Regions from separate parts of the Homo sapiens genome. Here all the other regions are linked to region 1. Evidence: chromatin loops called from intact Hi-C (ENCODE). Cell type or tissue: adrenal gland. All regions are shown on one strand. Region 1 overlaps AFDN (afadin, adherens junction formation factor). Region 2 holds the start of LOC105378127 (a long non-coding RNA gene). Region 3 has its middle 170 kb from the start of TTLL2.

The links. Hi-C counts contacts between places; a loop is a spot of excess contacts. Peaks named below come from ENCODE experiments on the same cell type or tissue, not always from the same donor. Only the 100,000 strongest peaks of a DNase experiment are listed, where the experiment ranks them.
Region 2: it touches region 1 in a loop (3.0-fold over the local background); 77 of 110 quality-filtered maps call a loop at or near these places.
Region 3: it touches region 1 in a loop (3-fold over the local background); 86 of 110 quality-filtered maps call a loop at or near these places.

The regions. Positions count from the first base shown.
Region 1 is chr6:167,895,684-167,903,683 of GRCh38, forward strand. It overlaps AFDN (afadin, adherens junction formation factor), which reads left to right. Exons shown (of 34, transcript NM_001386888.1): 10 at 1,195-1,289; 11 at 2,522-2,784; 12 at 6,634-6,703. Among named protein-coding and RNA genes, the nearest start is that of AFDN, 73 kb to the left of the region's middle. In adrenal gland, a CTCF peak has its summit at 3,202 (motif pointing left); no DNase peak of the experiment used is centred here.
Region 2 is chr6:167,471,676-167,479,675 of GRCh38, forward strand. It overlaps LOC105378127 (a long non-coding RNA gene), which reads right to left and starts at 1,115. Exons shown (of 4, transcript NR_134591.1): 1 at 1,059-1,115. RefSeq lists enhancers at 3,036-3,549, 7,658-8,000. In adrenal gland, no CTCF peak of the experiment used is centred here; no DNase peak of the experiment used is centred here.
Region 3 is chr6:167,491,872-167,499,871 of GRCh38, forward strand. No RefSeq gene overlaps it. Among named protein-coding and RNA genes, the nearest start is that of TTLL2, 170 kb to the left of the region's middle. RefSeq lists an enhancer at 1,002-1,909. In adrenal gland, no CTCF peak of the experiment used is centred here; no DNase peak of the experiment used is centred here; H3K27ac peaks cover 2,365 bases.

The sequences.
Region 1 (8,000 bases):
ACCACTGCTGAGAGATTTTAGCAGTCTCAAACTCTGTGCACGCTCATACTCCAAACTGTTTAACGTGTGAAACTCTCAAAGCTTACGTTCCTAATTGCAGTGACTAGAGATTTTAACAGGTAATGGAATCAGCGGGTTTGAAAGTTATAAGGCACTCATAAAGCAGATCTTGGCGACTCTTACTGGTTTGGCCTTTTCCTAAGCTTTGGTGGGTGGTGTGCTTGCCACACTAGACTGACTGCCATGGCTATGGTGCAGGTGCTAAGCTCTGCAGTTACATCATCATTCATGGGTTCTGGAAGGCACATTTTCTCATATGTCAACTCTGAAATCAGAATACCTCATTTTTAGTTAAGGTAATGAAGTGACATTGTCCTCATCTGGGATACAGTAGGTGAAGAGTGAGAAAACATGTCTAGGTGTATTGGGACTAGAGGGCTTCGGCAGAGCAGCTTCCTCCTCCTCCTCACCCCTTCCCTGTCATGGAAACACATGCTCATATAAATTAAACATTCCAACAGTTCATAAAGGTATAAAATGACAAAAAAAAAAAAGCCAAAAAACCCAGTCTTCCTTTTACTCCAGTTCTACTCCAGGGAGCTAACCACTTTTAACAGTAATTCTTGATCAGTAATGGACAGCAGAATTACTTGGGGTGATTTTTCAGAGGACACATGCTTAGGCCTCATCCCCAAGGATTTTCATCCAGGTCTGGGGAGCGCTATGAGAACTGCACATTTAAAAACCTCCGTCAGTGATTTAGCTGTGCCCTCAACCTGTATTGTGTTGTGTGCCATAAGGGCAGCAAGAATACTGCAGGAAAGATCTGGTCCGAAGGGAAGGCCTGTGTGTCTTTGATGAGCTTCATATTGCTACTACAGTTGCTCCTCAGAATCATTAACAAACGTCCAGGGCAGTGCGGTAGAGAAGCCTTTTTCAATGTAATAAGAATGTGGTGGAATTAATGCTAGTGTTAGCACTTTGTGTTAATCAGAAACTGATACGTTTATTTCTTATTTTGAATTTTCTGTATCCAGTTTGTTAAATTGTGTTACATAAGTTTGGAGAATTTTTTGAAAAGAAATCCTGAGAAATGAGAACTGTAGTGCCTGAGATAACCTTTTGTTTGTTGGAAATAACATGACAGTAATATTAGACTTTGCAAATAGAGCTGTCTTCCTTCTCTTCTCACAGATGGTTCTGACTCTAGAGATAAGCCAAAGCTTTACCGCCTTCAGTTAAGTGTTACTGAAGTTGGGACAGAAAAGTTGGATGACAACTCTATCCAGGTACGTAGTCTGAGCTTCCTGCTGCAACTCTGACATTCCAGGAGGCATAACGTATTGTACAGAGCCTGCCACATGGTAATGAAAGAAGGAATTATAATTACCGACTTGTATTTAAATATAAATAATTTATCTACTCTGGGTCACTTTTCTCTGCTTTAGTGTGGAAACAGCAGAATGTGAGTTTATGTTCAAGTTCCACCTCTAGAAATTTGGGCTGGTGATGACATTGCTCTGAAACTGCTTCCTTTTCTCTAAAAGATGGTGATGATACTTTTATAGGTCTATTTCAGGATTACAGGATATAACCTATGCAGAAGTGCTTATCACTGGAGGTCTGACCACATAGCATTAGGCATTCGGTAAATTCTAATTAAATTTAGCTTAATATGGTTCTCAAGTACTTAAAACAGAGCTTAACACATTATTTGAATAAATGAAGTCAGAATTTGTCACTTCTTTGAAGTTGAATTCAGGCGAATCACCCTTGCTCTGTACTTAGTTCTCAATTTGTAAGATGATGGGTTCAGATTGTTAATATCATTTTCAATTCTACCATTTCTTCTTTCTTAGCACAACACTAAAAATAATAATAGGAATCTTTAATGCTAATGATCTGTTTAGATTTGTCCATTAACCATCTAACAAATATTGGTTAAGATGACTGTATGCCTTTTTTTTTTTTTTTTTTTTTTTTTGAGACAGTCTTACTCTGTCAGCAGGCTGGAGTGCTGTGGCACGATCTCGGCTCTCTGTAACCTCCAACTCCCTGGTTCAAGCAATTCTCCTGCCTCAGCCTCCTGAGTAGCTGGGGTTACAGGCACGCGCCACCACGCCTGCTAATTTTTGTATTTTTCGTAGAGACGGAGTTTCACCATGTTGGCCAGGATAGTCTCGATCTCCTGACCTCATGATCCGCCCATCTCGGCCTCCCAAAGTGCTGGGATTACAGGCGTGAGCCACCGCGCCTGGCCAACTGTATGCTTTTTAATGCAAAGTTACAGTATGCCTTAAGTCACTGGGTACTAAAAATAAAAGGTCTGATTGGTTTGACTTTTTTTTGACAGTTTAATTATTTTTATACGATTGAGGGAAATCCACTTTAAAAGGCACTAAAAATCCAGAGCTTATTAGGTTATATTTGTCATAAAAGGGGTACTCACGGTTTTAACATTCTGTGTTTAAATGCTGTGAACTTCATGATGGGAGTTTCTTTGGTTTCCTTCGGTTTCCAGTTGTTTGGCCCAGGAATTCAGCCCCATCACTGTGACCTTACCAACATGGATGGAGTGGTCACTGTGACGCCCAGAAGTATGGACGCAGAAACCTACGTGGAAGGCCAGCGCATCTCAGAAACCACCATGCTGCAGAGTGGCATGAAAGTGCAGTTTGGGGCGTCCCATGTATTTAAGTTTGTGGACCCCAGTCAGGATCATGCTCTTGCAAAAAGATCTGTGGATGGAGGCCTGATGGTTAAGGGCCCAAGACATAAACCTGGGTAAATAGATTAACCCTAAGATTTAAAATGTTTTGATTATACTTAAAGTAGTTCAGATTATTCATAGATATCTTGGCTTTTTATTTTTGTTTCAATTTTTAAAAAAATATCAAAGTGAAGTTTGTGATTTTGGTTCCTATTGTTAACTTGGGTTGGTTTTAGAGGAAAGAAGAAAGGTCTTGACTTTGTCTTAAAATTGGAATTTCTCACTGGTTTTAAATTGTTTATATTTAAACTTTGTTTTTTAGCCAGTATACTAAAACAGTACCTTTTCTTTTGTGAAAAAAACATGGTGTTCTTTGTAATTATTCAGTGTAACTAAGATTATAAAATTTTTTGAAGTATTCTTTTCTGTGACTGATAATGAAACACATTAAGATCTCTTAAGGAATTCAGAATATTTTAGCTCCACCTAGTGCTTTTCTGAAGACTTGCATTGTGGGCTTAGTAAGGGAAAACAGAAAGCCTTTCTTAATGACTATCTAGTAAAATTTTTTTGTAGGTAGGGAATATGACTTCTCCTTTGGTTTTACTTTTTAAAACATCCTGTTAAGCCACTTCATTGTCTATTTTTCATGCTGCTTAAAACAACTGAAAACTCCCCTAGATTGTAGGCTTTCTTCCTGAAGCACAGACATGAACCCGCGTGGTCTTCCCTGCTTGGCCTTTCCCATTGTTTTGTTCTACGGCATGCCTTTGATTAGCCACCCAGACCTTACACATTGGGCCACATATGACTATTTAGAATTAATGTCTTTCTCCAAGATGAATACTTGGTGGGTTATCACATATATTTATTTGTAAAGTTCACAGCTGTTTAAGATCCATCCCCAGCTGCTCACCTCACCTTGCACCCCAAGTGTCAGCAAATGACCATACCTGTGGCATCCAAGGAAACCAGCATGTGCTTTTCCTCCCTGCTTCCCAAGAAAATCCATTTCTTTCTAACACTTTCATCTTTAAACTAGTGTATTTAAACACCATCCTTCCATTCTTCACAGCTTTTAACTGTTTCTTTCTGAAGGTGATGTTTTTCATTGATCAGCCGTGTCCCTATTTCCTGTCCCTTGTCATTAGCTTTACATGGGCTCTTCCCTTCAGTAGCGAGTCATGATTTCATGCTTAGATGTTCATTTCAATCATCAGCTTTTCTTCAGCCCTGTTTCTTCCCTTCAGCATCAAAAATCTTGATCTGGTATATCCTGACTCCCTGTTTATTTTTTAGGCTCACTGAGGTTTGTCCAAAGAGATTATGTATTGTCTGAAACAGTTTCTTCCGCTGTGTGTTACATGTGGTCTCTCAATAGTACCTGTAGTTATTGCCCTTATATACAAATGCCCTTTATTCTTGAGTTGTAATATATTTCTTGTGACATGTGTTACTCCTAGTGTTACTGTCCATCTCTGTTCTCTGTATAAACACAATTCTAGTAGCAGCCTGTGTCCCACACCTAGTCTGCCCTTCGGTTTTGCTTGTAATGTTTTTATATGTGTGAGACAATCTCCTACTGTATTTTTGCCATGTGGATCCTGCTTTGGAAGCCTGCAGATGTCTCTTCCTACCATATTTCTGGCCAGCAGCAGAGATCATTGAAGAACATGGCTTAGGTTTCAATGAGGAGAATGTGCTGTGAAATTTTGTTACTATTGTTAGGTATTTTTCTGGCAAATCTGGTAAAAGCTGCTTGGCGGCTGAACATACCATCCATAAATTAGAAAGGACTCTTGTTTTTTTAGGAACATTAATTTTGCTCTAGTGTCAAACGATTGTGACAGATTCTGGCTAGATAACTCACATACCCTCCAATGCAGATTTCATAGTGTGTCTTCAAATCCTACTGATGGTTATAAACGAGTGGCAAAGTTTGATATTGATAGTTTGGGAATTTTAGGGCCTCCCGGTGATACACTGACTCATTAACTGATTTGTTAATCTAGTTTACAATTATCAAGTACCCAGGGCATGAGCTACTATTCTCTGAATGCTGGGAGGAGCGACCCATGATTGTTACAGTCAAAGGCCATAGTTTGATAATTTCAAAGTCATATTATAAAGTCACTTTGGTTGGTCTTGTCCACATATCCAGCCTGCAGTAAAAATGAGCCATGTTAAAACTTGAAAGAGGTAGCTTTGGTGGGAAAAGTTAAAGAATTTTGCATGGTGGAAATTTGTTGTTCTAGGATGATAATTGTAAGTGGAATCAAGAAGGCTTTGATTCTACTCACATACTACCCACAAGAGGAAGTTAGGGGTGGACACTGCTGTGTGCAGCTTTGGTAGGTGGCAGAGAAGCTGGCCTGCTGTCATTGTTACTCCTGTTGTCAGAGCCGATAGCTGGACTGAATCTCCCACTCAAACTGATGGGAGCCAGCAGGGCATTTCCATGTTTTTGTGAATATCTTGGTGATAGATTATGAGTATTTAATTTCAGAATATTGGTAATATATTGCAGAAAGTTGTGTGCAGAAAATTGACAATTATTTGGCCTTTAGTAAAAACTTTTACTCTTTCAAAAGTTACTATTTTAAAGCATGGTATTATTTTGCATTACAAAATGGTTTTATTTTCTTAGTGGTGAGATAGAGGAGAAATTTGTACCTGCTCTTCTAATCTGAAAAGTTGTTTTCAACTTTTACATTACTTCCTTGTTTCTTTCTATTGGTTGAGTGTAAATAAAAGTTTCCCATTACCATGCTGCTTTGAAATTAGACCATATATTAATATTTTTCAAGTATTATAACGGGACATTTCATTCTTTTTAAATTATGTTTTGCAGAAATCCAGGAAATTTAAATACTAATTCATCCTTGTTGGTTTCCAGGTGTTTTTAGGGCTTTTTTTTGTGGAGGTGGGGAGGGCACTCTCCAATGAGCTGGGACCAGTGAGTTGCATTCACCCTTCATTTGTGCTGAAGAATGTAGTCGGTCCCAGCTTGTTAGACTCTTCAATCTTCATAATGAGATTTTGCTTATGAGTTAGGTTTTCAAAGTGACATATTTAGAAATTTTGATATTTTGAGATATTTGAAGAATCAGTTTAAACTAGGATAATTTTTGATTTGCATGCTAACATTATCAAAAATGTCCCACTTTTTAATTTGTAGCCTAAGTAGTGATACTCATGTGCTTTACAAAAATAATCAGATTGACTTTCAAATAGGAGAGAAGCTCACCGCTGTTCCTCATGTGTCACTTTCCCTGTGTCCATAAATAGGGCCGCCGGCACTTCAACCTTGTACACCTCATTTATATGCCATTTGCTGCCTGGATAGACTTACATAATGAAATAACCTGGTTTTTTATGTTCCGTTTCTTGTATAGTTAAAAAAAAAAATATGATCGGGCCGGGCGTGGTGGCTCATGCCTGTAATCCCCAGCACTTTGGGAGGCTGAGGTGGGCGGATCACCTGAGGTCAGGAGTTCGAGACCAGCCTGGCCAACATGGTGAAACCCCATCTCTACAAAAAATACAATAATTAGCCGGGCATGGTGGCCCTTGTCTGTAATACCAGTTATTTGGGAGGCTGAGGCAGGAGTATCACTTGAACTGAGGAGGCAGAGGTTGCAGTGAGCCGAAATTGTGCTACTGTACTCCAGCCTGGGCAACAGAGTGAGACTTCATCTCAAAAAAAAAAAAAAAAAAAAGATACTGGGAATATTGAGTATATACCAGTAAAGAAAGTTCATAAGGTGGTTTTTTAATTCTGTAAGTTCGTGTGCTGAAAACAGAGCAATTTCTTAAAAATCTTTGACATTTGGTATTTTAGTTCTTCCTTGTGTATTAAGAAGAGACTATGCCTGTCATTGGAATGTTATTAAGTCAGTGTGTTTCTTGTTTTATCCCATCAGAATTGTTCAGGAGACAACTTTTGATTTGGGAGGAGATATTCATAGTGGGACAGCATTACCGACAAGCAAGGTAGGTAATTATGGATTACCTGATAGAAGTGTGCTTGCTATAGGACACCATGGATGAATACAGTAGTGGTGGGGGATGTGTTCCCCTTATTTGTGGGGGATGTGTTCCAAGACCACCAGTCAATGTCTGAAATCATAAATAGTACAGAGCCCTATGGATACTATGTTGTTTTCCTGTATATATGTACCTGTGATAAAGTTTAATTTATAAAATAAGCACACTAAGACATTAACAACAATAACTGAAGATAAAATGGAACAATATATATTATAACAATATACTCAAATAAGAGGTATGTTAATTTGGTCTCTGTCTCCTCTCTCAAAATATCTTATTGTATTGTACTCACCTGTTTTCGGACTGCAGCTTACCACAGGTAGCTGAACTGTAGAAAGAGAAACTGCAGATAAGGGGGACTCCAGTAAACTGGTAATAGGTGCACTTATAAAACATCTTTGTAAAAACAGACTTCCCAGTGGCCCCAAATGTGGGTTGTCCTAATCTGCTGTGTTGTTTGTTAGTGATACATAAAAGAAAGTTACCAGATCTTTCTTTTCTCTAAGGCCAGGTTGAAGCAGAGCCTTCATGTTTGCTAGGCTTTCTCCTGTGTAGTTAGCCTTGCTCAGTCAGAGTACCCTTAATACACTCCTTTTATTAACCCTTCAGTTTAGGTACTAAATCCCATTCATCAGTTAACTTCTCAGACACTTTGCTTCCATAATGATCCCTTATCTCTGGAATAATCAGTTCATTTCCTTTCTCATTTTCATTCTCTATTACTGGATAACAAACCACTCCAAAACTTTGTGGCTAAACAGCAACCATTTTATTTGTTTACCATTGTGCAATCTGGTTTGAGCTCACCTGGGCAGTTTGTTTGCTGGTCTTGCTGGTGGTGACTGGTGTGACCACCTTCACCTAGAAGATCAGTTGGTAGCCAGTGGCTGGAGTGCAGGGCCCACTGACCCTCTCTCTGTGCTGTCTCACATTCTCTCCATGGGACCTTTAGCCCCATTGGGGCAGCCAGAAGTCGTAGTGTTGTGGGACCTCACAAGAACCACGGAGCTTCCAGGCCTTCTTGAATGTTAGGCCCAGAACTGACACAACCCCGTTTCCTCCACCTTTCATTGGTTGAAGCAAATACAGGCCCAGTCCAGATTCAGGAGGAAGGCACTACTCAAGGTGTGATTTATTGAATGCCATGGTGCCACAAACTCCTATGATCCTGGAGTGTTCTCATCAGCATCAAAACACGTTACAGTGTCTTCTCTTTTAGAAAACTCTTTATACCCCTCCA
Region 2 (8,000 bases), 420 kb before region 1:
TGCAGAGGTGGAAGCAGGAACAGGAAAGCCATCCGACATCCACATCCCTCATCACTCCAGCCCCTCCCCGGTCATAGCGCCCCTGTTTCTGTTACTCACTGTGGGGCCTTCCTCCCCGGCTCTGCCCACAGTGCTCTGGGATTCCTACAACCTAGACGTGCTAGAGGATGTTAGGAGCCCACTTGGCCACCGCACCCCAGCCATGACCTCTCCATCCCCATCAAATTCCTTAAAACACACTTGGAGCCCGCTTGGCCACCGCACCCCAGCCACAGCCTCTCCATCCCAATTCAAATTCCCTAGAACAGTAGTCCCCAATCTTTTTGGCGCTAGGGACCAGTTTCACGGAAGAAAATTTTTCCATGAACAGTGGGAGTCGGAAGGTGGTTTCAGTTTGATTCAAACGCATTACATTTGTTGTGTACTTTATTTCTATTATGACACTGTAATATATAATGAAATAATTATACAACTCACCATAATGTCAAATCAGTGGGAGGCCTGAGCTTGTTTCCTGGCAACTAGAGGGTCCTGTCTGGGGGTGATGGGGACAGTGACAGATCATCAGGTATTAGAGTCTCATAAGGAGCGCGCAACCTACATCCCTCGCAGGCACTGTTCACAGTAGGGTTTGTGCTGCTATGAGAATCTAATGCTGCTGCCGATCAAACAGGAGACTGAGCTCAGGCAGTGATGCCAGTGATGGGGAGTGACTGTACATGCAGATGAAGCTTCACTGGCTCACCAGCTGCTCACCTCCTGCTGTGCAGCCTGGTCCCTAACAGGCTGCAGACCAGTACCTGAGACTGGGTAATTTATATAGAAAAGAGGTTTAGTGGCCCACAGCTCCACAGGCTGTGAGGGAAGCACAGTGCTGGTACCTTCTCAGCTTCTGGGGAAGCCTGGGGGAGCTTTTGTTCATGGCGGAAGGTGAAGCAGGAGCAGGGGTAGCATAAGAGCAGGAGCAAGGGTGGGTGTATTGGTCCATTTTCACACAGCTGATAAAGACATACCCAAGACTGCACAATTTACACAAGAAAGAGGTTTAATGAACTTACGGTTCCACATGGCTGGGAGGCCTCACAATCATGGCGGAAAGTGAAAGGCACATCTTACCTGGTGGCAGACAAGAGAGCTTATGCAGGCAAACTCCCCTTTATAAACCCATCAGGTCTCATGAGACTTACTCACTATCATGAGAACAGCACAGAAAAGACCTGCCCAGTGATTCAATTACCTCCCCCTGGGTCTCTCTCACAACTGGTGGGAATTCAAGATGAGATTTGGGTGAGGAAATAGGCAAACCATATCAGTGGGGGAGATGTCATACACTTTAAACTATCAGGTTTCCTGACAACTCATTAACTACTAGGAGGACAGCACCAAACTATGAGGAATTTGCCCCCATGACCCAAACACCTCCCACCAGGCCCCCCTCCAATGTTGGAGAGATGACAGTTCAGCATGAGATTTGGCAGGGACAGTTACCCAAAGCACTGCAGAATCTGACTGAACCAGACTGTGTTAAGTGAGTCCCTCACACAATCAGTCAGAATGAAGTGGCTCCCGGTGCATTGAAAATAAGTCCAAATTCCTTGCAAATCCAAGGGGGAGGTGTGGCAGGTGGCTTTGTGGCAGGTAGGGACCCTGGGCCTGCAAGGAATTTGGATTTATCATCAATAAAATGGTCTTCTTTCTCTTGCTTCACCCACTGGCTCTTTGTTATGTGGACTGCATTCCTTTCTTTGCTATTTTTGTATTCTTTCTCCCCTTTTCCCCATTACTGGAAATTTCCACAGCAGAAGAGAGCCCAGCAGTGACTGAGGGGGAAGAACTAGCTGTTAGAGCTCTTCTTAGAAACTGGGTCTGGTTTGGGAAAGAGGGTGATGGTGGGGAAGGCGACAGGTGGGGCAGAGGGGAGGGAGGATGATGAGGGAGAGGCTGAATGGGTGAGTTAAGGACCTGTCCCAGGTGGCAGCTGGGCCACGGTAGAGCTGGACTCAGACACAAGCATCCCACTCTTGTTGTGTGTCCCGTTATGCACCCAGCACTGCTTAGGAGAATTGCTGTCCTTTTATTTTCACTAAGTTGAGGGTTGATTGACAGCTATTTTTGGTTCTGCTAGGAAAGGAAGCTGTCAATGAAAGCAGGAAGGTGATAGTTCCTGGGATCTGAACACAGCCACTTCTGTCTCCTGTATCCTGGGCAGGAGTGGAGTTGTGGGACCACTCGGTGTCCAGCCCTATACCCTACACAGCTGTGGGTGTTTCTGCCTCTTTTGGAATGGGCCAGTCCTGATGGTGTCAGTCTTTCAAGAAGGGTCCCGGGCTTCGGGCAAGTCAGGTCTCCGCCTTCACCAGTGACCCCAGTTCTGGCGGCTGCTGTCTCTGCACTGGGCCTTCCACCTGCTGAGAAGCACGGCTGAATCAATGTGTCTTTTCTCATCAATGATATTTAGAAGTGCGGGAAAGGCATTTAATGGATTCTGATAGATTTATTTCCTGCGTTGCTGACTCTATGTATGAGATCAGTAAAATGGGAGGACTTTGCGGTTTTTTTTCTGGGAGGTTATTTTGATTGTCTGACAAAAACGTTAAAGGAGAGAGGTGGCGTTAGTGTATTCCCTCCCCATCCCATGAGGGTTTGACCCATGAGCAGCCCCGTGCCAGGGCTGTCGTCTGCAGGTGACTTACGGCATCAGCAATGCAGGCCCCATCAGAAGGAGCCACCTCACTGCATTCCTGGTGCCCTGAGATGCCTCCAGCCACTCCTCTATTGCAGAAGGCTTTCTCCTGGGAACTTTCTTCTTGAAATGCAGATAGTTCAATGGTTCTATGGTGAGGCTGGGCCGTTTCATGACAATTTTCCCTTCACAGTGCTTTGGCTATCCCTGCAGAGTGAGGTTGAGGAGACACAGCCTCAGCCACAGCTCTGGAAGGGCAGAGCCCTTGCTCCACAGACCCGAGGCTGTGAGGATGGCCCAGGAGGGAAGGAAAGGCCCTTACCAGGGAGATGGCTGAACCAGGAAGGCAGGGGCAACAGCTCATTGCATGGAAAAGGCCACCCCTCTGGGCATGGGCACCACCACCCTCTGGGCCTGGCTGTTTCTACCTGGGCCTCTGTGCCAGCATCACAAGCATGCAGGGAGGGATGCACCTACACAGCAGCCAGTGCCCTCAGGAGGCAATTGTGGAAGGTCCAGATTGCAGGTGACCTCAGCCTGCAGCCGACTTCAGAACCCATGTCTGCTGAAGTTGGTTCCACCTCAGCCCCACAGCCTGGGAGGAGAACCCTGCCCAGAGGCAGGGCCCAGGGCTTCTCTCGGCACCAGGAGGCACTGCCCTGCCAGGGAGAGCACAGAACTCAGAGTGCAAGTATTTCCTTCATAGAAGGCTCCAATCCACTGTTCATACTGGCATTTCGAAATCAGTGTTCAGAATCCATGCATTCTTTAAAAAAAATCCTAAACCTTTCAAATGCAAAATTTATAAACAGGATAGAAATAAAAAATGTACATTTGTAAAAGTAGAAATATGAAGTATGTATTCTTTATAACTACCTATGAATAGATATTTCTTAAATGTGCTAAATGCTACACAAAAAAGGACAATAAATTATTAATGACAAATGAAAATGAAATATTGTTATGTATTTCTTAACAGTGTGATCTTAAAAATCACAGTGCATCTACAATGATATTTTTGTAACAGAAGCATATGTTCGGTCAAGTTTTCACATGTGCAGAGAAAGCTCTTCCAATATTCTCAAATCAGGCATTTATTTATCTTCATCTTTTTTTTTTTCTTTTTTGAGACAGAGTCTTGCTCTGTCACCCAGGCTGGAGTGCAGTGGCGCCGTCTCAGCTCACTGCGGCCTCTGCCTCCCAGGTTCAAGCAATTCTCCTGCCTCAGCCTCCCAAGTAGCTGGCATTACAGGTGCCCCCCACCCTGCCTGGCTAATTTTGTATTTTTAGTAGAGATGGGGCTTCACCATGTATAGATAGAGATTCTAATGTAGGATGGTGGTCATGCTGACTTTCTACTGTTCCAAAAGTATCTGGAACCATGAAATAATTATTCCTATAACAGAAGCTTTGCTTTGTCCATTATCCTCGTCTTCCTCCTCTTGAAGATTTTGAAGGTATAGAAGCTTGCTTTCTAAAAATATTTTTCTTGGTTTGATTTAAACATTTTAAAGCAGTGTTTAACATCATGGTATTACTTCACGAAACAATCAGTAGTTCAGGATTCGGGGTGATATCCTATGTATTTAGCACCTAGTCCCACATGGGCAGTGGCCAGTCAGAATGAAGGCCAGCTCACTGCCCTGGCTACCAAATACCGAGGGTCACTTAAGCACCAAAGGCCTGGCTGAAACCTGCCACTGCAGGTGGTATCACGTGCAGGGGGTATCACACTGGCAAGACACCCAGCAGTATTGAAATGCTAAAACCAGGGCCAGCATCCTCAGGATCAAATTTCCTTCACCCTGACAACTGTCAACACTTCATGGCGACCGTTTTCCTGGAAGCCTGCCTGTGCCCCTGTGACTCCCGCGGATTTGCTCAGGGGTCTGAGGAGCCTGCCCCGCTCCCTGCTCCTGTACCCCTCGGTTTGTGCCTGCATTCTGACTTTCATCACTTCACTCCGCAGCTATGCTTTTGCTGTCCATTTCTTCCTCCTCTCTTCTGCTAAGCTGTTATGCACTGAAGGTCGACAGAGTAGCGAGATTTTTATTTGAATCCTAAGTAGCTGACATAATACCTGGCACATTGAAAAATGCTCTGAAAATGTTGGTATTATGTTCCAAAAGTTCCAGGAGATTCCAGGAAGACATTTTTCAGAGATTGTGGAATAATAGGAAAGTGAAAAATGGCATTTTTACTATGTATTAAAATTTATACTTTATTGCTGTTTAAACCACCATAACTAAGATAAGGCATATATAATCCATGATATCCTGCCTTCAAAAGTAAAACAAATACTTCCATTGCTTTTGGGGGCTGGGGCTGCTTATTCTTACCCTTGCTCATTGCCTTCAGAGAACACTCGAAGAATTATTTCCATAGCTGTGGAGCTTCCAGGTTGTCAAGTAGTTCATGACTTCCAAAAGTTACATTAACGTAACAGTGGCCAAAAATCACATTTACCTATATGTGTGATTTTTTTTAATCTCTGGCATTTTTACCTTAAGCAGATGGAACTACACTTAGCTATAAAATATCAAGTGTCACTTAGACGCCAAAATGCTCAACGCACACCCCTGGGTGGCAAAAAACCCTTGCCGGAGTGATGTGGTCACGTCCCTCAGGTGAGCAGACGCCTCACCAGTGGTGGGGCCATTGGCAGCCTCTTCTCTGGAGACATCTGGCAGTTCCGGATGTAATCCCTGAAGGTTAATGTGGCAGGGCAGGTGGCTGAAGCCATCTTCTTCTTTCCTGCCCCGACTAGGGGTGAAGGGGAGAACACAGCCACTGAAGGGGACGAGGCCCTTTGATGTCTGCACCTACCAGGACTACGTTTTTCTGGAAGCTGACTCCCAGCTTAAACTGACTTTAGCAAAGAGTAGAATTTCGTATTTTCTTCTCTTTCATCCTCTTTTTTTTTTTTTTTTTTTTTTTTACAGAGTCTCACTCTGTCACCCAGGCTGGCGTCCAGTGGTGCGATCACGGCTCACTGCAGTCTCAACATCCCAGGTCCCAGCGATCCTCCCACCTTAGCCTTCAGAGCTGGGGCTACAGGTGTGCACCAACAGGTCTGGCTAATTCTGTTTACTTTTTGTAGAGACGGGATCTCACTATGTTGCCCAGGTTGGTCTTGAACGTCTGAACTCAAGGGTTCCTCCCACCTCAGCCTCCAGGATCATAGGTGTGAGCCACTGTGCCTGGCCAAGAGTGGAACTTATTATTCCCATAACTGAAGTCTGGATAGATTGGGATCCGACAGCTCTGCTGATGTCTTCGGGACTGGGTTTTATTCGCACGCATCTCTGGAGTGTGCTTTGCTGTCTTCTTGAGCAGTTCTCTCTCTGTCAGAAGCTCTGAGATGAGGGACACCGTGGCTTGCCTATGCCTTGTCCGAGTTGTGATGGTTACGGTCATTTAAGCAGCTGTGGAGCTCTGGCCTCTTGGATCCTCTGCTCCAAACACGGCAGAAGTAGCCCATGGTTTCCTGGCCACTCCAGGACCAGTCCCAGGGCAAACGCCGGTGGAATCTACTCGAGTCACGTGACCATTTCTGAGCCCAGCACTGTGACCAGGGGAATAGAATATATTCATTGGCCAGGTTTATCCTCCCCTCTCAAATTTTCCAAACCTACCCTGAAGAAAATCAGAATGACTTAATGAAAAGATGGGGAAACTGATAGATACCAGGTAAGCAAAAGCAGCACGTGTCTCATATACATGTTGGGAAGCGTCGTTAGCTGGGGTAGGGGTGTTCTGTATGCCCTTCTTCATGGATCAGTGTTAGCGCTGGTTCCCCTTAGCTTCACATAGTTACTTGCTGTATTATTGTAGGGAAGCATTAGTTTAGATTCATTTTCAAATATGAAGAATCATCTTTTAGACAATGTGATCTTTCCTTGTCTGTTTTCAGTGCTATTCAACATAATGGAATATTTCAAATAAAACCAACTAGAGTAAGTTCATTTCTCTTTCATTTTCCATTTCTCTGTATTCCTTCTCCCATTTTTTTTAATAGAGATTGGCTCTCACTCTTTCTCCCAGGCTGGAGTGCAGAAGTACAATCATAGCTCACTTCAGCCTCGAAGTGGCCTCAAGTGATCCTCCCACCTCAGCCTCCCAAGTAGTTGGGACCACAAGTGTGCACCACCACACTAGCTAATTTCTTTTCTTTTTTTTTCTTTTCTTTTCTTTTTTTTTTCTTTTTGTTTTAAGAGACGGGGTCTCACTTTGTTGCCCAGGCTGGTCTCAGACCCCTAGGCTCAAGCGATCCTCCTGACACAGCATCCCAAAGTTCTGGGATCACAGGCATGAGCCACCATGCCCAGCCCTTCCTTTTTTTGTTTGTTTGCTTCTTATTTTATCCTCTATTCCATCCTCTTTTATTAATCACCAAGTCTCTGAGTAATGCTGGTAATATTACTAGCCAGACTTGTTTTTTATTGGAACAAGACAGAGAATCAATGGTTGGATGGATGGGTGGATGGATGGATAGACAAACAGATGGATGGATGAACAGACAGATGGACAGATGGATGGACAGATGGATGGCCAGATGAGTGGATGGATGGATGGATGGATGGATGGATGGATGGACAGGTGGACAGATGGTTGGATGCACAGACAAATGGGCAGATGAATAAACACATGGATGGATGGACATATGGACAGATAGATGAACAGATAGATGAACAGACAGATGCATGGACAGATGCATGGACAGATGGATGAACAGACGGACAACTGTATGTATGTATGTATGTGTATATGTATGTATGTATGGATGGATGGATGGATGTTGAGCCATAGATTGAGATAAATGAATCCCTGTTTCAGCAGGTGAGGCGGTGTTTTGGTCCATGAGTTAATGTGCCTAACACGCCTGAATCAGTTATTCAGTCAGCCTGAAGGGTGTGGCTTGTTGCTACCATAGAGAGAGTCACAGTGGAGGGTCTGACTGGCTCATAGTTAGAAAAGGATTCTAATAAGGCCTCCTTCTGAGGCCACCTTCGAACACTTGAAGCCTGTTTTCTGAACCATATTGAGTACTTTCTTTGGTGAGAGAGAAAATTTCTTTTAAGAGCAAAGTATGATTTTATAAGCCTCTATGTATATATGCTCTTTGCCATTGTGCAATGTGACGTTTGGCAGCTGAGGCACGCTTCAGGGCAAAGGGTCTTCCATGATTCATTTTTAATGCAGGAATATAAGCTGCACCACAAACTGAATTATAATAACTTTTACTGCCTTCTTTTCCAACACAGCTTCACCAGGACAGCCTTAACCCCTAAAAGGAAACAGCAAAAGGCTAAGGCAG
Region 3 (8,000 bases), 400 kb before region 1:
ATGCTCCCTCCTGACTCATGACGAGACAGACCAGGCAGACAGGAGATAAAGAGCTCTCTCCTCCTGTCCTCTGGACGCCCTTGGCTTCCAAAGCCGTGCTTTATAGATACACGCTTTATGTTGGCTGAAGTCAGCAGTTCGTCTTCTTTACAAAAGAATATTTGTCTTTGCCTCTTCTCTCTTCATTCTTCCTCCTTATCCCTGGCACTTGCCAAGCGGGTGCCAGCGTTTGCCGCCTCTCTCTGAGACCAGCCCTCCTTGGGCGGCTGCCTCCCCTTGCCCCATCTCAAACAAAGACACAGCAGCCGAGAAGACAGCCGGGCGGGTGGAGTGGGAAGAAAGCAAGTTTCGTTGGTTTTTCCAGGATTAACTCAGGGCTGGCTGGGTTGAGTAACTGAGGCCAGGTCATGGGTAGATCTGGCCGAGGGACTTCCGAGGTTTTGTTCCTGGGTGTGTCTCTCAGGCAGTGGGAGGATGGTGGCGCCGTCACCAAGCCTTGCAGCAGGAAGAGGAAGCCCCCACGAGGGAGGATAATGGGGAATTAAAGTCCCTAGATCCGCCTGGGAGGCTTGGGGACCTTGCCTGATGGGAAAACTTTGGTGTAATTTTTTAAAAAACAGAAAACAGGATTTTGTTTTTTCTTGCTCTTTTTAAATGAAAACATCAGTGTTTTTCATCAGGAGCACAACGGGCGTTTTCGGCAGGACAGGTCATCTGCAGACCCTGTGCTTGTACTGCAGGAAGCCTGGTCTCGCTGGGGCCTCTCAGGTGCCGGCAGCACCAGACTATTGCAAAAACTGAGGCACCCCAGTAGATGTTACTAAATGTGCCTAAAGGGAGCAGACTGCCCGCCCCTGAAAACCTGAACTCGGGTTATTTAAAAGGCTTTTTATTCACTGTTTGTAAAAACATAATGTCCTCTAGAAAGCCTGTTTTTCTGATAAGGCATGAAGAGGGAGGATATTAATTCGCATATTGATTGACTACAGCATTGAGGTGTCCCTTCTCCCCCCGGGGGATCGGCTTGCTGGGACAGCTCTGGGAGTCCCCGAGTAGTCACCTTTGGATACCATGTTGGCAGAATCTCAGGTCAGGATGGAGGAGCCTCTGATAGGCATTGAGTGGCCTTTAAATGACCCCATGCTGCTTCAAAGCCCACAGGACTAGTGTTTGCTTTTTGAAAAAATGACTTTCCTACATGTTCTCAGTAAAGAATAGAATCCACACACACTCCCATGCGCACACACTCCCATGCACACACACTCCCATGCACACACTCCCATGCACGCACTCCCATGCACACACACTCCCATGCACACACTCCATGCACACAGTCCCATGCACACACTCCATGCACACAGTCCCATGCACACACACTCCATGCACACAGTCCCATGCACACACACTCCATGCACAAAGTCCCATGCATGCACTCCCATGCACACACACTCCATGCACACACACTCCATGCACACAGTCCCATGCACACACATTCCCATGCACACAGTCCCATGCACGCACTCCCATGCACACACACTCCATGCACACACTCCCATGCACACACACTCCCATGCACACACACTCCATGCACACACTCACATGCACACACACTCCATGCACACAGTCCCATGCACACACTCCCACGCACACACACTCCCATGCACACACACTCCTATGCACACAGTCCCATGCACACACTCCCATGCACACACAGTCCCATGCACACACACTCACATGCACACAGTCCCATGCACACACAGTCCCATGCACACACTCCCATGCACACACTCTCATGCACACAAACATCCATGCACACAAACATCCTCGCACACACCCTCCCATGCACACACATTTTAGAAACGTGACCAGTTCCTTAGGGTGCTCTCCTTTAAAAGGGCAACAGGAAGGCTGGGGGTCAGTTGTGCAGCCTATACTTACCCTCTTCTGTGACCAAGAGCTCGGGGGTCCCCAGCTAACCTCCCCTACTGCTTTAGATATATGCATTTTTACTCATCTTTGATATTTTGGAAAAGACAACATGTTCCATGCAAGTCCCTTTGAATGCTGCCCCTGCAAGCCAGCTCAGAGGGAACACGCCCCTCCACACCCCCCGCACTAGGCCTTGGGTGCGGCCCGTCCGCCTCTCACAGAGCAGATGGCTGTGGCTCCCTCCAAGGCAGAGGTCACCCCGCCTGACCAGAACCGCTTGTGTTCTCTGGAGTGAATGGGACATGAGCGTAACAGGGGCGGGGAAGGCGGGAGAAGGGTTGAGGGGAATGTGTGGGATCTGCCTCCATCGAGCTGCAGGCGCGGGTCTGAGCCCTGATAGCAAGTGTGAGGGCTGGTGCTGACGCAGGGCTCCCCCGAGACCCAGTCGGGTGTGGAGCTGCCTGGGAGGAGGCCTGAGGGGGTGGGGGAGGCTAAGAACAGGAGAAGAAGCAGCTTTTTCTCATGATGGAGCGGGAGCTAAGAACAGGAGAAGCAGCTTTTCACATGGTGGAGTGGCGGGGCGAAGAACAGAAGAAGCGGCTTTTTCACATGATGGGGGGAGCTAAGAACAGTAGAAGCAGCTTTTCACATGATGGAGTAGGGGTGGCGAAGAACAGAAGCAGCAGCTTTTTCACGTGATGGGCCGCGGTGCTGGATTTTGTGCCAACCTGACTGGGCTGCGGGTGAAACATTATCCCGGGTGTGTCCAGAGGGTGTTTTGGGCGAGATCAGCATTTGACTCGCTGCACTAAGTAAAGTGGGTGTCCTCCCTGATGTGTGTGTGTGTGAGGGCTCATCCAGCAGCAGAAACCTCAACAGAACACGCACCAGGAACCCCCTGACCCCCGGAGGAGAGGGGAGTTCTTCCTGCCTCATAGCCTTCGAAGTGGGACCTCGGCTTTTTTCCTGCTTTTGAACTCGAGCAGAATCTTAAGTTCTTCTGGATCTCAAGCTGCTCCTCCAGACTGAAGGACCCCCGCGCCTCTTCGGGTCACCAGCTGAACCTCACGCAACAGATCCTGCGACGCACCAGCTACGGGGATAGTGGAAGCCGTTCCTCCCAATCAGTGTGTATCTGCCTCTCCCAGTGGTTCTGTCGCTCTGGAGAACCCTGACCAGTACAGCAGTGAGGTCCCATCATGCAGTTTCATGGGAAACAGAGGTGACTGGGCCGGAATGTGTCACACACACACACTCACACACACACATACATACACACACGCATACACACTTACATACACATACACACGCACACAGAGAGACACACATACACATATACACACTCACACACACAAACACGCTTATACCCAGATTTACACACTCACACGCGTACACTTACACACATTTATACACACATACACACATGCTTATACGTACACACTTACACACAAACACTATACACACATACACACACTTATACATATACACACATACGTTTATACACACACATATACATACACACACGATACACACATACACATACACACTCACACAGAGACACGCATACACATGTACACACACACAGTTATACAGAGATTTACACACACAAATACACCTACACACATGCTTATACACACACACTTATACACAAACACATTTATACACACATACACACACTGATACATACACACACACACACATACACTTATACACACACACACACACATCTGGGTCCACCAGGAAGAGTTGAGAAATTCTTCAAGGGTGCTAAGAAGCTGATGGGGACCGTGGCATTAGCTTGGAACACTTGTCATTTGGACCCAAAGTCACATCCACTGCTGAGCCCGAGGCTGCAGGAACAGTGGACCTGGGTGAGCAGAAGGCGAGGCGGAGTCCAGATCTTTCCCAGGAAAACATCACCTGGCGTTGGAAATGAAACGCAGCCCTTCAGCGGGCTCACCTACAATCAGGCACTCCAGCATTAGCTGTTTAGAGCCAGGCTACCATTTCCTGGATTCTCTTCTGTTTTCCATACCCGGAGCTTTCTTAGTTTTTTCTCTGGGTTTCATGAATTCATCAGTGGCCAGGCATTGTTTTATCAGATGTGCCAAACGCTGATAAGGACACAGTTCGCCCTTTCTATTTGCATTTGAATTCTTTCTCTGGTCTGACTTCTTGAGCCAGCAGGATTTATTTCTGCCCTGGCATCTGGTGAGCCGCCTCCCGGCGGCTGCTGCCTTCCTGGGTACATTTCAGTCTCCAGGCTTTTCTAGCCACAGGGACCCTGGGGACATCTCCAAGGCAAGTCCTAATATAGCTCATTTCATCCCTCTGTCAATGTCCTCCACGCCTTGAATAATTATCATATGAAAACCTTTGAGAGCAGAGCACCCCTGATTCTGATTTTCCCCAGCTAGATAGATTCCCACGCCGTCTGTCTTTGAGCCAGCTCTGGGCCAGGGAGCCAGGCAGAATTTGCAGAGAGGTTCTCAGTCACCCACCCTGCCCCTGAACTCAACAATGAGACCATCCAGCCGGGGCAGCTGCGTTCAGTCTCTGGCCACCTCCCATCTCCTGCCGCCACTGTCTTGCCATTGTTTATAGTGTGACACTCTCCACAATGAATCTAATCCATAGAAAACAGCACCCAGCTACATACAGAATTTTACAAATAAATCTACAGATGCCCCTACCATGACATGAAGGAAAAATAAAATGAAAATAACTAATGAAAAAAATCCTGTGTTTATGTGTTTAGTATGTAAATTCTCAAGCATGATTACCCTAGAGGAAAGGGCTCTAATTTTATCCGAAACCCCTGAGTGAAGATGTGTTTCAGAATTCCTGTTTCCAAGGACTTTTTCATGGAAATGGCCTCCTTACATTGCACATTCGATCAACTCTGTTAGGACCTGGAGCAGCATCTTCTAATCAAACACATTAATGGTTCCCAAGCACAATGTGTAATCACACAGAGCAGGATTTTAGAAATTGGCTATTAATAGCCTCACACGAGTATAGCACAGACTCCCCTTGGGTTGGGCATGCAGCCCCCGGCCCTGGGACCTGGCCCCAAGCCCCCGACCACCACCTCATGGAAGCACGTGCTCTGACCTGCCGTGCCTCGGAGTGACAGGGCTGGCCCACACAGCAGTGCCACCTGGGTGGAGTAGCACCTGGAGCCCCACCTAAGCCCACATAGGCCCTGTTCCCATTTCTCTTCTGGGTGGCCCCTCCGACCCTGTAGTCCATGTATGGGGCTGACCAACTCTGGGACTTGCCCCTGGGGGTTGTTCTGGGGCCAATGGCCGAGCCCTGTTCCAGGCTGACAGCCTGGCCCAGGATGGCTCCCACTGGTAGGCACAGCATGTCTCCTACACAATCGTGTGAGACTGGGCTGCCAGAATGGGGCTGACGTGCTGGTTGTAGGTGATTCAAATAGTTTAAATAATCAGGGCTCTTCAGAAGAGGCTTTGCCTGGGGCCTTGCACACCCCAGTCGTGTCCTGTTGTTTCAGGTCAGATTTTGCCACTAAATGGATGAAGAAAAGCACTTTGGGTTTTCAAGGCTGTTTAGAATTCTGAGCTACAGGTAAGGAATTATAGATCAATAGACACAAGCTTTTATTTGTGTACACCATCTTGTAAGTGTGAGAATTACAAGTGTGAGAGTACAGGGTACCGGCACCTGAGGACTGCAGGGCCATTGACATCAGCGGCGTGAGTACAGGGTACCGGCACCTGAGGACTGCAGGGCCATTGACATCAGCGGCGTGATTTCCCAAGATGGTAAATAATTCCCAGAAAATCCTCAAACAAAACAAAGTTCAATCTTTATTCTAGTTACATTCTCGGAACATTCAGTGTACGCTAAAGCCATGCAAAAAATTCTTGATGTTTACATACAAAATGGAGTCAGGTTCCAGTGCAAAGAATTACAAGCCAACTTCTAGCTCCCTAGGGACCCGGTGAGACATCTGGAAGGTATGAAGGATATAAGTCAGAGCCAGCTTGATATGATTTATCTGTGTCCCCACCCAAATCTCATCTTGATTATAGTTCCCATAGTCCCATGTCGTGGGGGGAGCCTGGTGGGAAGGAATTGAATCATGGGGGTGGTTTCCCCCATGCTGCTGTTGTCGTGATAGTGAGTGAGTTCTCACGACATCTGGTGGTTTTATAAGAGGCTTTTTCCCCTTTGCTCGGCACTTCTCCTTCCTGCCATCATGTGAAGAAGGACGAGTTTGCTTCCCCTTCCGCCATGATTGTCAGTTTGCTGAGCCCTCCCCAGCCATGCTGAACTGTGAGTCAATTAAACCTCTTTCCTGTAAAAATTACCCAGTTTCAGGCAGTCCTTTATAGCAGTGTGGAATAGACTAATACACAGCTCTTCTCTATTAGGAGATGTCCCCACTCTGTGGGACAAGCACCCCAGCCTCCATCCACTAAATGATGAATGTGCCCCCCAATCATCTCCGCAGCCTGGCACAGCCGCACAAATTCCCACCCAGCTCCTTATGGTGGTTCTGCCCCTTCCCCCTCCTCACCTGCACGGCAGAGCCCCTCACAAGATCCTCCCACGACGGCTGGGCTGGAGACCAGTGACCAAATACCAAGCACCCGTGCACTGGCCCTGTTAGGAGTTAAACTGTGTCTCCCTAAAAAGGCATGTTGGAGTCCTAAGTTACCCCAGAATGTGACTGTGTGTGAAAACCTGGCCTTAATGAGGAAATCAAGTTAAAAATGAGGTCATTCAGGCAGGCCCTAATCTAATACCATCAAAGGCCTCATGAGAAGGGGGAGTTTGGACGCAGAGACAGGTGCAGAGGGAAGGTGACGTGAAAGGGGCCAGGGAGAAGCCACAGCCCAGTGGGGAGCCTGGAGCAGACCCTGCCTCCAAGCCTCTGAGGGGGCCAGCCCTCCGCTCTTGGATTTGGGACCAAGAGAGAGAATTCCTTTTGTTAGATCAGCCTGCGGCTCTCTGTTAAGCATCCTGGGGACACCCCTGCAGCCCATCCACCCTCCCCACTGACCTCCCCTCCCAGCACTCTCCTGGCCCTCCCACCTCTGGCTGCAGGTGCTGTGCACATTCACTGTTCTCTCCGAAGCTCCTGCTGAGGAGACAGGGCAGCACCAGGCCCCCCGTCTGTTCCTGGTCCAAGAGAAGAGCTTGCACCCGGCCAGCAGGTCCTGGGCAGGGCGCTCCCAGGAACACGCGAACGAGCACCTCACAGAAGCAACAAGTGAGATCCAATGCTAAGACTTCTTTGTTAATAATAATAATAATAATACTTTTATAGAAAATGTGTAAGTTAAAAAAATAGGTAAACATTTATAAAGATGATTTTATTCCATTATCTGTCACTAAGAAATAATGTGTCATAATGGTGATCCTTGGACTATCGTCTCCTGCACAAAGTATCAGAGTCCAAGCTGCCCACGTTGCATACACATTGACCAGTCAATCACCAGTCTGCACTTTATCCTTTTCATGGTCGCTGTGTACGGCCTTCCAATTTCAGCAGGTATCTGGGATATTATTTGTATAATATAATGAGCCAAATTCTGAGCGTTCTTTGTGCACTTATTTCATCTAAGCTTCAGTCCACATTCCCACTGCAGCCGCCCTTTCCTGCAGGCATCTATCTGTCTGTGTTGAGCCTTCCTGGCACAGGGAAGGGCAGTGCTGTCTTAGGTTGGCTTCCTCCTTCCGGGTTCTGCAAGCCTCAGCTGTCACAGCCATTGCCAAACTGGACCCTGGATTACCTAGGGAGTGGTTATCATTTCCCACAGCAGAGGAGGAGACAAACCCCAGTCACAGCAGGTGACACAGGCCACAGAGGCCTCCAGCTGCCATAGGTGGGACAAAACCTTCTCACTTCTGAGTGTCACCCAGACCTGTAATCATATGTGCTCCCAAAGATATTACCAGACATCCTGGCTTTCCTATTTCCTGCTTTACACCCCATTCCCCCAGAGTGAAGCAAACTCACTCCTCTGCTGATATGACGGCGGCTCTTTACTGCACACTGACAGGCAGTGGGAAGGGGTGCTCCTGATTCTTCAGATTAT